Regions from separate parts of the Homo sapiens genome. Here region 1 is linked to region 2. Evidence: chromatin contacts called from ENCODE Hi-C or POLR2A ChIA-PET data. All regions are on one chromosome and are shown on one strand. The core of a region is the stretch at or near the end of the contact, and the rest is flanking DNA. Distances in the headings are between cores, read along the strand shown.

Region 1 (5,530 bases), core at 2,959-5,458, 200 kb before region 2:
ATAACTACACATGATATAGTTGGAAACATAATCCACATGGATGTAAGACGTTATTTTTAACCATTTCCCCCTCTCGTTCCTCCTTCTTTAACAAGATATCTCCTATTCTGAAGCCCCTTTGAAGCTGTTGCTACATGGAGGCATTCATTCCTTTGTCCAATCTGTTTCTCTTCAAATACCCCCTCTCACCACCGTCCCCCTCCTTTGATGGTGGTGTGGGAAGAGTAGCATTGAGCTGGGAATTAGAATATCTGGGTCTTTGTCTCTCAGCCTTTAACCCCTCACTGGGCTATTGTCCAGTGTGGACTAGATAATCTGTAACATCTTCTGATTTAAGCCCATCTGTGCTCCCGCTGATACTAACTGACACCTTGCATGGGCAGGGCTGGAGACTCTCCAGGGCAGAGAGTATCTGTCATGCCTGCCAGGTCCGCTGTACCCTCCTAATGCTGCGGTTCTCCAAGCAGATTTATAGTCTCTCTCATGTTTAATCCTCATTCTTAGAACCACACCTCTGGCCTTCCTCTGGCCCTGGTTCAGCAAGACCCCTTGCATAGATTGCTAAAGCCGGCCTCACTCTGAAGAAATACAATTTTCAACTTGACATTAGGTGGTTATGGAACCATGACTCCTACGGAAGTCTGTGATTTCAAAGCCCTGTGCAGTAGGAACTGCCATGATATCTATTTTACACTTGTAGAAACTGAGGTTTACAGAGCCGAAGTGACTTGTCCAAGGGTTGCTGTGAGCCATGAAGCTAAAAACTGTAATGCAGGTTTTCTGACTGATGTTTCAGTGCTCTTCCTTATGTCCCTCCATTTTTTTTTTTCATTCATTTTCCATGTTTATTTATTGAGCACTGACTCTAGACAGGCCTTGGGTGGGGCACTAAGCATGTGGTAGTGAATACAACAGATGTGCTTCCTGCCATCATGGCGAGGAAGACCGTATTAAACCTTATGCTTCTTACACTATATTAAGTTGACAAATTCACATCAACTATAAACTTCGTATTTTTGGAGGGGAAAAGTTTTTTTCACCTTACCTGGTTTCTTGCTTCTCCTACAACTTTCTGTTTGTTCATGCTCCTCCCATTCAAGTCAGGGCCCTGGCTAAAGTCTGGGGAGGTCAGGCCCAGCAGCCAGAAGCGTCACCCCAGGCTCTAAGCCCTCCTCCCCTGCCTGTTCCGAAAGCAGCCACTGCTTCTCCCATTGACAGTGGGGACAGATAACACAGAGGCAGGGCCCCTGGAAGAAAGATTTCCTACACAGGGTCTGGTCTCTCATCATGGCTTGTGGGTCAGGGTGGAAAGGGCTGGAAAGGTGACTGGGACCCAGGCTGATTCATTAGTGTTATCGCTTGGCCAGCCCAGTCAGACAAATACAAGATCTGCTTGGCCAGCCCAGTGAGACAAATACAAGATCCTTATTTATTGAGGCTCAAGCCTCAAACTAGGCTCTGGGAAACATGAAAAGAGTGTTGCATGAGAACCCTGGTTTTGGCATCAGAGAGACCGGGATTCAAAGCCCAGCTCTGCCCCTTTGTAATTGTTGCAGCTTGGGCAAGGCGTGTTTCCTCATTTGCCAAGGGGATTTTGTATGGAGTAAGTAATGCATGTGAAAGCGTCTGGTGCAGTGCTTGGGATATAGTCCCTCCTCATTACATGGTTATAATTATTAAAGATGCCGGTGGTGACATCAGTGCTTTAGTTATGGGGTAAGTGCCTGAACTAAGAATCCTGGAGGTCATGGAGCCTGGGAATCTGACCTCTAGCATCCCACCAGCCCTCTGGCAGCCCATCCCACTGTCCTCTTAAAGTGCCTCCCTTCCCTGCAATGCACCACCTGCAATTCTATAACTCGTCAAAAGCTCTGTGGTCCCAGATAAGTCCGAATCTCTCTGGTCCACCCTGTTCTTACTGTAGCATGACAAGTTAGACCAGATGACCTCTAAGGGGTCCATCTGGCTTTAAAAGTCTTTGACAAGTTTCCTATGGTCTCCTTGGGAGAAGTACTTTGTGTTCAAGGTTCTGTCTTCTTCTTATCCAAAAAGGAGGAATGTGGGTTTTCAGGACTTTAGAATACCCTCAGAGAAGGTCCAGCTCTCCTCTCATGCACACATACCCCTGTTCTACCTCTCCATTTGCATATAATAGCTGAGATTAATTTAGTACCAACTATGGGCTAGGCGCTATTCTAAGCACTTTTAAAAGTGCTTTTATAAATTAGGTATACTATAAATTGCATTTTATAGTTGAGGAAACTGAGGCACAGAGGAGTTATGTACTCCAAGCTAGCAAGTGGTGGAGATGGTCTGGTTCCAGGACCTGCACTTCTACCCAACTTCTGCTCTTCACTTCCTTCCCACACTTCACTGAAGCTCAGAGAGTGAAGGGGACTTGCCCAAAGTCACACAGCAATTTACACAATGATCTCTGATCATTAAGCCATTGGAAGAGCCAGATTAAGGGCAAATAGAAGCCAAAGGTTAAAATGTCTTGGCCTCTCCCATTCTACATCCTCCCTCCACCCCCTGTTCCCATGGGCTATTTACTAAAAGCAGAGAGGCCTAGGGTGCGGTCTCATGGGGAAGTGCCAAGGCCAGGCGGGCCCTGCGGTGGTCAGCCCTCCTCTGAATGAAGCCTGGCTTCTTCGTCTACCCTCCCAGGCAGCAGCAGCACAATCAGTGGGGTGGAAGTGCCCAGGGTGGAAATGGGAGCAGGGCTGGAGCAGGAAAATAGAAAGAAAACAGGGCAGTGGCCAGGATTAGGGCAAAAGGATAGGGTGGAGGGGGAAAGACATGACCAATATGTTTTAAATGTCCACTGTGCGTGCCTAACACAGTGCTAAGCACTTTCCCTTACATCCTGAGATGAAGGTCCCATTATTACCCCATTTACGCAGGAGGAAACTGAGGCTCAGAAGGTTGAGTTATCCTGTGTGTCTACTGTGAAACGTGTCCTCTTTCCACTGAAGAAAGGGAAGGAATGACAGCAGAGTAGGAGAGGAAGGAGGAAAGAGGAAGAGAGCCAGATTCGGGAGAAAGGAGAAGAAAGTGAGTATGGGGCCTTGGCGCTCTGCCCCAGCAAGGGCAATGGGCCCAGAGTCATCCTCATCTCCCAGAAGGCTCACTGGGGAAATGTTTATGAGAAACCTCAACATTCAGAAGGGGCATGACCTTCCAGCTGGCTGTCCCGTGACTGCTGCTGGCTATAAACAGCCTGCTTATTAACCCCAGGAACCTGGCTCCTCTGCCACTTAAGGGATCGCCTGGAATGGGTGGGTTTGGAGAGCAGGAGGGTGCCTCGCCAAGAATTTGCAGACCAGGAGGAGTGGCTGCTAGGAACTAGATGATTTGTAGAGAGCTGGGCCAAAGGGGGCCCCCTCTGCTCCCACCCCTTGCAGAGTTGCTCAAGACGACATAGTGAGTTAATGTGCCCTAAAAGCCCTTAACCCAGACTTGACCACTTTAAGGGAATTACAAAGCTTGACTCATCTCATTATTTTCCCTAATGACCCATGTCATTAAAGCACTGTGGTGACATCAAATGAATTAATGGTCATAAAGGCATTTGGTAAACTGAACACCCCTGCATACCTGAGACCTTGTTTCTAGTCCAGTCCCCACCCCTATTGATCACTTAGGACAAACTCACATAGTGAGACAAACACAGAGTCACCCACCACAAGCTTACTGCCACTTACCTCCTTAGGTCGCTCAGCCACACTAAGTCCCAGCTGTGAAAGAAAGACCTTGGAGGTTATAATAGTACTGACCTACTGGGGTTGCTGAAAGGATTAACCGAGATACTTCCTATGAAGTTAGCACAGTGCCTGCACCTTTGTGTGCTCAGTCAGTGTTAGCCACATCCATGCTGTGGGTCCCATGAGAAATTCTATAAACTCCACCACCGCCACCACCACAGTAATGCTCTTAAAAATGACCTCAAATTGGAAGTTTTTTGAATGGAGAACAAGAGAGGAGGCAGGTATTTGCTGGAGCTGGACTGGGAAGAAGTAGATTTCATACACAGCTTGAAGGACTGGAAAGAGAACACTGAGAATATCACTGTGGAATTTCTGGGAAAGGAAGGGAATGTCTAAATACAAGAAATTGATGAAATGCTTTTGGATGTTTACAACTCAAAAAAGAACAGAAAGTCTCCATCTCATTCAAGGGCAGTGGTGGGACATGGCGACTTTTCAAGGACACAGGAGCTAGTGGCTGTAAGTGAAAGGTGTTGACAACCAGCTGAGCTCACAGGACTCATCCTGCTGGCTGCTGTCTCTGCAGCGTTGCTGAGTGCAGTGGATCCTTTTTCCACCTTGCATTCCAGAAACTTCTCCCAGTGTTCCCAGTAACAGTGTCCTACCTAGAGTCTAGGAATGTATTCCTGTCTATTCCATTGCTTCCTCTTCCCATTGAATCTTTCTTTTTAAAAATATTTTGAGAATTTTTATTCACATAAGTAACAGATGATTACATTTTTCTTATAAAATTAAAACCTGACAACTATGCTAAAACCCCATTTAACCCCTTCTGCTCTTCATGTTTGTCCCAACTCCTCCCCTTTATCACAATTAGCATGGATTTAGCTTTCCAGAATTTTCTCTATGCCTACACATACATCATTTAAAATATATATGTGACAGGATTGTTTGGCTTTTCTTCTTTTTTCATAAGTAATGTTTTATACATTATTATTGCACTACATGTTGTTTTTCTCATCCACTGTATGTTCTGAAGATCTGTCCATGTCAATACCTTTGATCTACTTAATTGGTAACTATTGCACAATGTGGATGTTTAATGGTTTATTTGCCTGCTCCTCCCTGACCCAGGCTTTCACCAAGACAGACAATGCTGCTGTGAACTTTCATACGCTCTCTTGTGCACGTGTGATTTTGTTTCTCTGGGATAGAAACCTGGCTGTGGAATTGCAGGTTATCAGGGTCTAACATGCCTTGCTGAATCTTAAGTGTAGGTTTTTCCCTGGCCAGCTCCCTTGGTCATTTCTTCTTCTTTTTATTTATTTTTTATTTTTTTGAGACAGAGTCTCGTTCTGTCACCCAGGTTGGAATGCAATGGCGCAATCTTGGCTCACTGTCTCTTGGGTTCAAGTGATTCTCCTGCCTCAGCCTCCTGAGTAGGTGGGATTACAGACACCTGCCACTACACCCAGCTAATTTTTGTATTTTTAGTAGAGACGGGGTTTCACCACGTTGATCAGGCTGGTCTTGAACTCCTGACCTCAGGTGATCCACCGCCTCGGCCTCCTAAAGTGCTGGGATTACAGGTGTGAGCCACTGCACCCAGCCTTCTTCTTTTTTTAAATTTTATTTTATTCTATATAGAGAGGGTCTTACTATGTTGACCAGGCTGGTCTTGAACTCCTGGCCTCAAGCAGCCCTCCCATCTTGGCCTCCCAAAGTGCTAGGATTACAGGCGTGAGACACCACACCCGGCCCTGGGTTTCTTCTGATTCTCAGGTACTATGTCTAAATCACCAGCTTCCTGTTTCTAACTCTCC
Region 2 (5,692 bases), core at 715-3,214:
CCTCCCCAACTCCAATCCTCTTTGTCCTTTCCACTTTCCTTTTATTGCCTTCCGAATTTTTCCCCAAGACGTTTGGTTGAAACCCATATAGCGAAACCAATCAAGCCAATGTGCCCCACCCATATATAATTTTTTACGGTAGTGCTAATGATCTTCCTTTGTTTTTAGGTAACATTTAAGCACTGAGTACTTATTACAGGCTCTCTGTAAGTGTTCTAGATTCAGCACCTTGTTTAAACCCCTCAGCGGCACTGTGGAGGCAAATATGATCCCCTTTTTTACAAACAAGGGCAATGAAACTCTTAAATGTTACTTTCTAAAGGGAACACGCTGGTGGAGCCAGATGGGAATTTGGTCTGCTTGACTCTAAAATTAAATGATTCTCTCTATAACTATTGCTGTCCAGCTTTAAAAGTAGATACAATAATTTTTGTAATTTTTAAAAATGATGTTATAGACCTGCTAAAACAGAAACATTTTTCCTACCATGTAAATCTTTATGGGAATTGAAGAGCCTTTCATTTGCTTTAATTAAATACCTTGTGTGATTGGAACAATTTCAAAGTTGCATTAATGCAACTTGGCCTTAAAAATTTCAAAGGAAATATTATCATTGTCATTTCATTTCACAGTCTCAGTTCCATTCTCTCTCTTTAGCAAGAATTATATAAGGGCCTAATTAAAGTTTTAGCTTACTGAAAGATTTTTAATGTTTTTTGCACCCTTAAAACTTTAGAAAGCAATTTCTGTGAGGAATTAATACTTAAAAATTGAATACTTTGTGTTTTATTAAATAATTGTGGATTCATTAAGAAACATTTTCTAAAAGGAACTTAGTATAGAAGAGATACAAGTTTTATACTTGTTCTAAGGCTGATCCTACAGGATAACAGTAAGGAAATTGCTAATCTCATTACTTCAGTGATTTTTAAAATCCCACATCATTAGGGGCATAGACCATTGGTGTTTTTACATTATTGGCCATCTTATAATTACTACTATTGAGAGCCTCTTCTAAGTCAGACATTAACCAACTACCTTACTTATATTACCTCATTTAATTCTCCCCATGCTCTAGTAGTTATCATCACCATTTTACAGATGTAGAAACTGAAGCTCATTATTGTTAATAATAGATCACATTTTGCTATATTTTACCTTTTCACTTTGCATTCATCACCCCATGTAATAATCATAACAATCCTTTGAAGTAGGTATAATTATTTTCACTCGTATTTTACAGAAGAGGAAATTGAGGCTCAAAGAGTTTATGTTATTTGCTCACGATCACAAAGCTAAGAAATAGTGAAGGTCCTCGCTCTTAGTCTCTGGTTATAGTGTTCCTGGAAAGGGAAGGAGGATGACAGCCAACCTGTAATGCAAAGTATGACTTCTTCCCCACCCCCAGAGAAGATAGGGGCGGAGGTGAGGTAAGTCATGATTAGCGACCTTCAAAATGTTCAGACATTTCCCAAGAAAAAGGAAGTTGATCTCTTCAGTGTGGCCTCAAGAGGGCAGAACTAGCATCCCTGAATCCTTAATCCCACTCTCACCGAGGGAGGAATTCTAACAAAACAGCTAATAAGGGGTGGCTTCAGCAAGACGTGAACCTCCTTTTCACTGGCACGTGGCTCTCAGACTTTAACCTGTTTGTTGAGCACTTACGGATTGTTTTTGCAAAGCAGATACTGAAGAACCAGTTCCAGAGATTCTCGGTCAGTACGTCTGAAGCAGGGCCCTGGAAGCTGCATTTGTAAGCAAATGCTCCTGTGTGAATCTGACACAAGCAGTCCAGGATCACACAGGAGAAATACTGAAAAGGCAACAACTGGCAACCTGTATTATACGGGATGTTGGACTGCATGAGCCCTGTGTTATCGCTACAGTCTCTGAAGCCAGAACTGGGAACATAAAATCTTGATCTGCTAGGAATGTTGTAGGACTGACTCTCACAACTTCGGCAGGCTAACCACTCCATTTGAAAAAAAAGTTATATCGCCATCTGGTGGACTGCCTAAAAGTTATTCAAACTCACCCTAAAAGCACGGAATGATTTTCTCATTTAATTCGGATACACTGCACACTTCACAGACCAGGAATCAAGACTCAGAAGAGTTCAGAAGAGTGTAGGCCACATAGAGCCTGGGTCTCACACCCACCGGTTCCCAGTCTACTACTACGCATGGGCTTGATTTGCTTGCTCAATCACAAAATTTTCCAGGTTTTCCTTTGGCGGAAGATTTAAGTCCCAGACAGCTATCACAGTGAAACAAAGTTCCCAAATACTTCAGTGCAATGTTTCTCAAAGGACAGCAAGTTGCCTTAAAAATGCAGAATTCTTGGCTCCGTCATAGGCCCACTGAAATAGAATCTTTGCAGATAAGGACCAGGATTTTGAGTGGTGGCGGGTGCCTGTAGTCCCAGCTACTCGGGAGGGTGAGGCAGGAGAATGGCCTGAACCCGGGAGGCGGAGCTTGCAGTGAGCAGAGATCGCGCCACTGCCCTCCAGCCTGGGCGACAGAGCGAGACTCCATCTCAAAAAAAGAAAAGCTCCTCAGGTGATTCTGTTGCATACTAAAGTTTGAGAACCATTGCCTTTGAGAAGAAACACTCGATTTATGGATGGAAAGGAAGAAGCTTTCCATCTGCAAATTAAAAATAATCCTTATTAGTGACAACTAATACTAAATACTATTACTGAAACTAAAAGGAAATAAGATTTGCTGTTGGGAGGTAGTACTACAAATTTATTTCCAAACATATTTATCATGAAATGGATGGCTACATGATATAAACAGCTGCATGTACATTTCAGGTGGATCACGTTACACTTTAACATGTACGCACAGGAGTGTGCACACATGTACACACAGTCTCCCAAACTGCATTCCCTTGAACTAGGTAGATATGTATAGAGGCATGCCATTAGAATGTTTGTTTCCAAAGACACATATTTGGTTGAAAAAAGAAATCAGTTTAAGCCAGTTACATTTGAGGTATAACAGAAAAAATTACCCCTGTAAGAAGAAATGGAACAAAATACCACCAAAATAATTTTATTAGTGACAAATTGACAATATATATATTCATGACTTTATTATAGATAATTGTTTTGGGTTGGTGCAAAAGTAATGCAGTTTTTACCATTCTAAAAGTAATGGCAAAATCTGCAATTTTTTTGGTGTTGAGAAGGTGCAATTTTGTATTTTGCTTTTTGTTAACTACCAATATAATAGATAGTGCTCAGTTGCCGTGTTTTATTTCATTGTTTGTACCATATTTACCAGACCATTCCTTTATGTCTGTATAAATATTACAATTGTTTCTCTTTTTTTCTTCTAGTAATTATCAAACTAGTTGGTTATTTCTGGAGTTGGAGTTGGGGAGGGGGAAGTTTGGAAGAAATGTTATTAATGATCTTTAGTTATTGCAAGAAATAGTGTTCTGATTTACCAAACATCCTTTTCTTCCAAAACGTTACTTCTGCTACCTTCAGTAAATGTTAAATGTAGAAAGATGAACTGACACGTATTGGGAGCAGATGGAAAATATGTTCATGTATTGTTCTTACCTATAAGCACACATATATTCTTTACATTTTTAAATGTAAATCATCTCACACAACTAATATAAGCACTAATTTCAATAGATACAATTTTTAAACTTTGTTACATATTATCAGACCGCTTATTTTTCAAAGAGGCCAACAAAACACTATACATTTTCTAACTCAACTATCTCACTTTTTGTTTGTTTGTTTTTTTAGTAGAGACAGGGTTTCACCATACTGGCCAGGCTGATCTCTAATTCCTGACCTCAAGTGATCCGCCTGTGTTGGCATCCCAGAGTGTTCATTATTCTTATAGTATTGTTTCAGCAATACTATAAGCAAAGTTCTCATTCTGTCGCCACCAGTAGACCTCTCTGAGCTCTCCTTGAGGCCACCAGTTCCTTGCCATCTCTATTGCTAGAAGACCATCTGCCTCCCATTAACAGACTTCTTCTTCTGTAATACTGGATCACATGATGGACTTAGAAGTTGAATTGCTAGGATAATAATTGATAGGAATTAATAGATTTTTCTTCCATCTGGATCAATTAAGGTATACTCTGGCAAATGGAAATTAAACATGCTTGCTTTATTTATTTATTTATTTATTTAGAGCCAGAGTCTCGCTCTATTGCCCAGGCTGGAGTGCAGTGGCGCAACCTCGGCTCAGTGCAACCTCCACCTCCCAGGTTCAAGTGATTCTCTTGCCTCAGCCTCTCAAGTAGGTGGGACTACAGGCGCCTACCACCATGCCCAGCTAATTTTTGTACTTTTAGTAGAGAGGGGGTTTCACCACGTTGGCCAGGCTGGTCTCGAACTCCTGTCCTCTGGACCTCCCAAAGTGCTGGGATTACAGGCGTGAGCCACCACGTCCAGCCTAAACATGCTTTAATATGGGGAATTATGTGCTGAAAATCATTAAAAGGATTGGGAGAGCACAGAAGGCAGGGGTTACTAGAATTCCTTCCAGATCAATACTGCAGAACCGGCCATCCTGGGGAGCTACTACTTCCGTAACAAGTGGGAAGCTAGGGAACAAGAAAGCCACAGCCTTGGCTGTGGGCTGCAGGACTGTCCCACCTCAACTGAGATCCAGGCATGAGAAAGCTGCGGGCTTGGCTCCAGATTGTGCTGCAGCTTTGGGATTCACACCAGTGTTGTGATTGTCTCACACCCTGTCCTAGCTCTCCCAGCTGAACTGGGTTCCAAACTAAAACATGGTATGCATGCATCTGAACAGCAAAGCCTAAATCACTTTTGAATCTCTATCAAGTGTAGTTACAGAAATACAGGTTTTTACTTTCATTGTAGTTTTTTGTTGTTGTTTTATTTTCCAGCCTCTGCCATCCAGGAAGGCATGCCAGAAAAACAGTTGGAAGAGATGCTGAGCAAACCTATCAGAATCTTATGACATCTTAACTATCCCCTTGCTATGGTCTGAATGTTTGTGTCCCTGCAAAATTCATATGTTGAAACCCAACCCCATGGTGATGGCACTAAGAGGTGAAGCCTTTGGGAGGTGATGAGGTCATGAGGACTCTGCTGTAATGAATGGGATTAGTTTCCATGTAAAAGAGGCCTGAGGGAGCTTGTTTGTCTCTTCCACCATGAGGACACATAGAAAGTACCATCTATAGGCCGGGCACCGTGGCTCATGCCTGTAATCCCAACACTTTGGGAGGCCAAGGCAGGCGGATCACCTGAGGTCGGGAGATCGAGACCAGCCTGACCAACATGGAGAAACCCCATCTCTACAAAAAATACAAAATTAGCCAGGCATGGTGGTGCATGCCAGTAATCCCAGCTACTCGGGAGGCTGAGGCAAGAGAATAGCTTGACCCTGGGAGGCGGAGGTTGTGGTGAGCCGAGATCGTACCATTGCACTCCAGCCTGGGCAACAAGAGCAAAACTCTGTCTCAAAAAAAAAAAAAAAAAAAAACACAACCATCTATGAGGGACAGGCTCTCACCAGACACAAAATCTGCATGTGCTTTGAACCTCCCTGTCTCCAGAACTGTGAGCAGTAAATTTCTGTTGTTTCTGAATTACCAGTCTCAGGTATTTTGTTAGAGCCACCCAAATGTACTAAGACAGAAACCCCCTTCACCATTTCCCCCTGACGCTCTCCTCTAACTCTTACCT

Evidence for each region. A loop is a pair of places that touch in the nucleus more often than their neighbours do. ChIA-PET counts read pairs that join two places held with the same protein, here RNA polymerase II (POLR2A). Pooled maps may share reads with other maps.
Region 1: a map of PC-3 shows a loop between it and region 2 (6-fold over the local background). The contact joins two enhancer-like sites. A Hi-C loop is called at or near these places in 2 of 168 maps with a recorded cell type or tissue (Caco-2 and PC-3) and 2 of 50 pooled maps. POLR2A ChIA-PET finds 5 or more read pairs at or near these places in 1 of 52 experiments (GM12878).

The regions. Positions count from the first base shown.
Region 1 is chr5:151,003,985-151,009,514 of GRCh38, reverse strand. No RefSeq gene overlaps it. Among named protein-coding and RNA genes, the nearest start is that of GPX3, 14 kb to the left of the region's middle. Within about 2 kb of position 4,208, at least 24 of the 41 ENCODE cell types and tissues checked have a DNase peak (open chromatin) inside an H3K27ac peak, as active enhancers do.
Region 2 is chr5:150,797,548-150,803,239 of GRCh38, reverse strand. No RefSeq gene overlaps it. Among named protein-coding and RNA genes, the nearest start is that of SMIM3, 22 kb to the right of the region's middle. Within about 2 kb of position 1,964, at least 11 of the 41 ENCODE cell types and tissues checked have a DNase peak (open chromatin) inside an H3K27ac peak, as active enhancers do.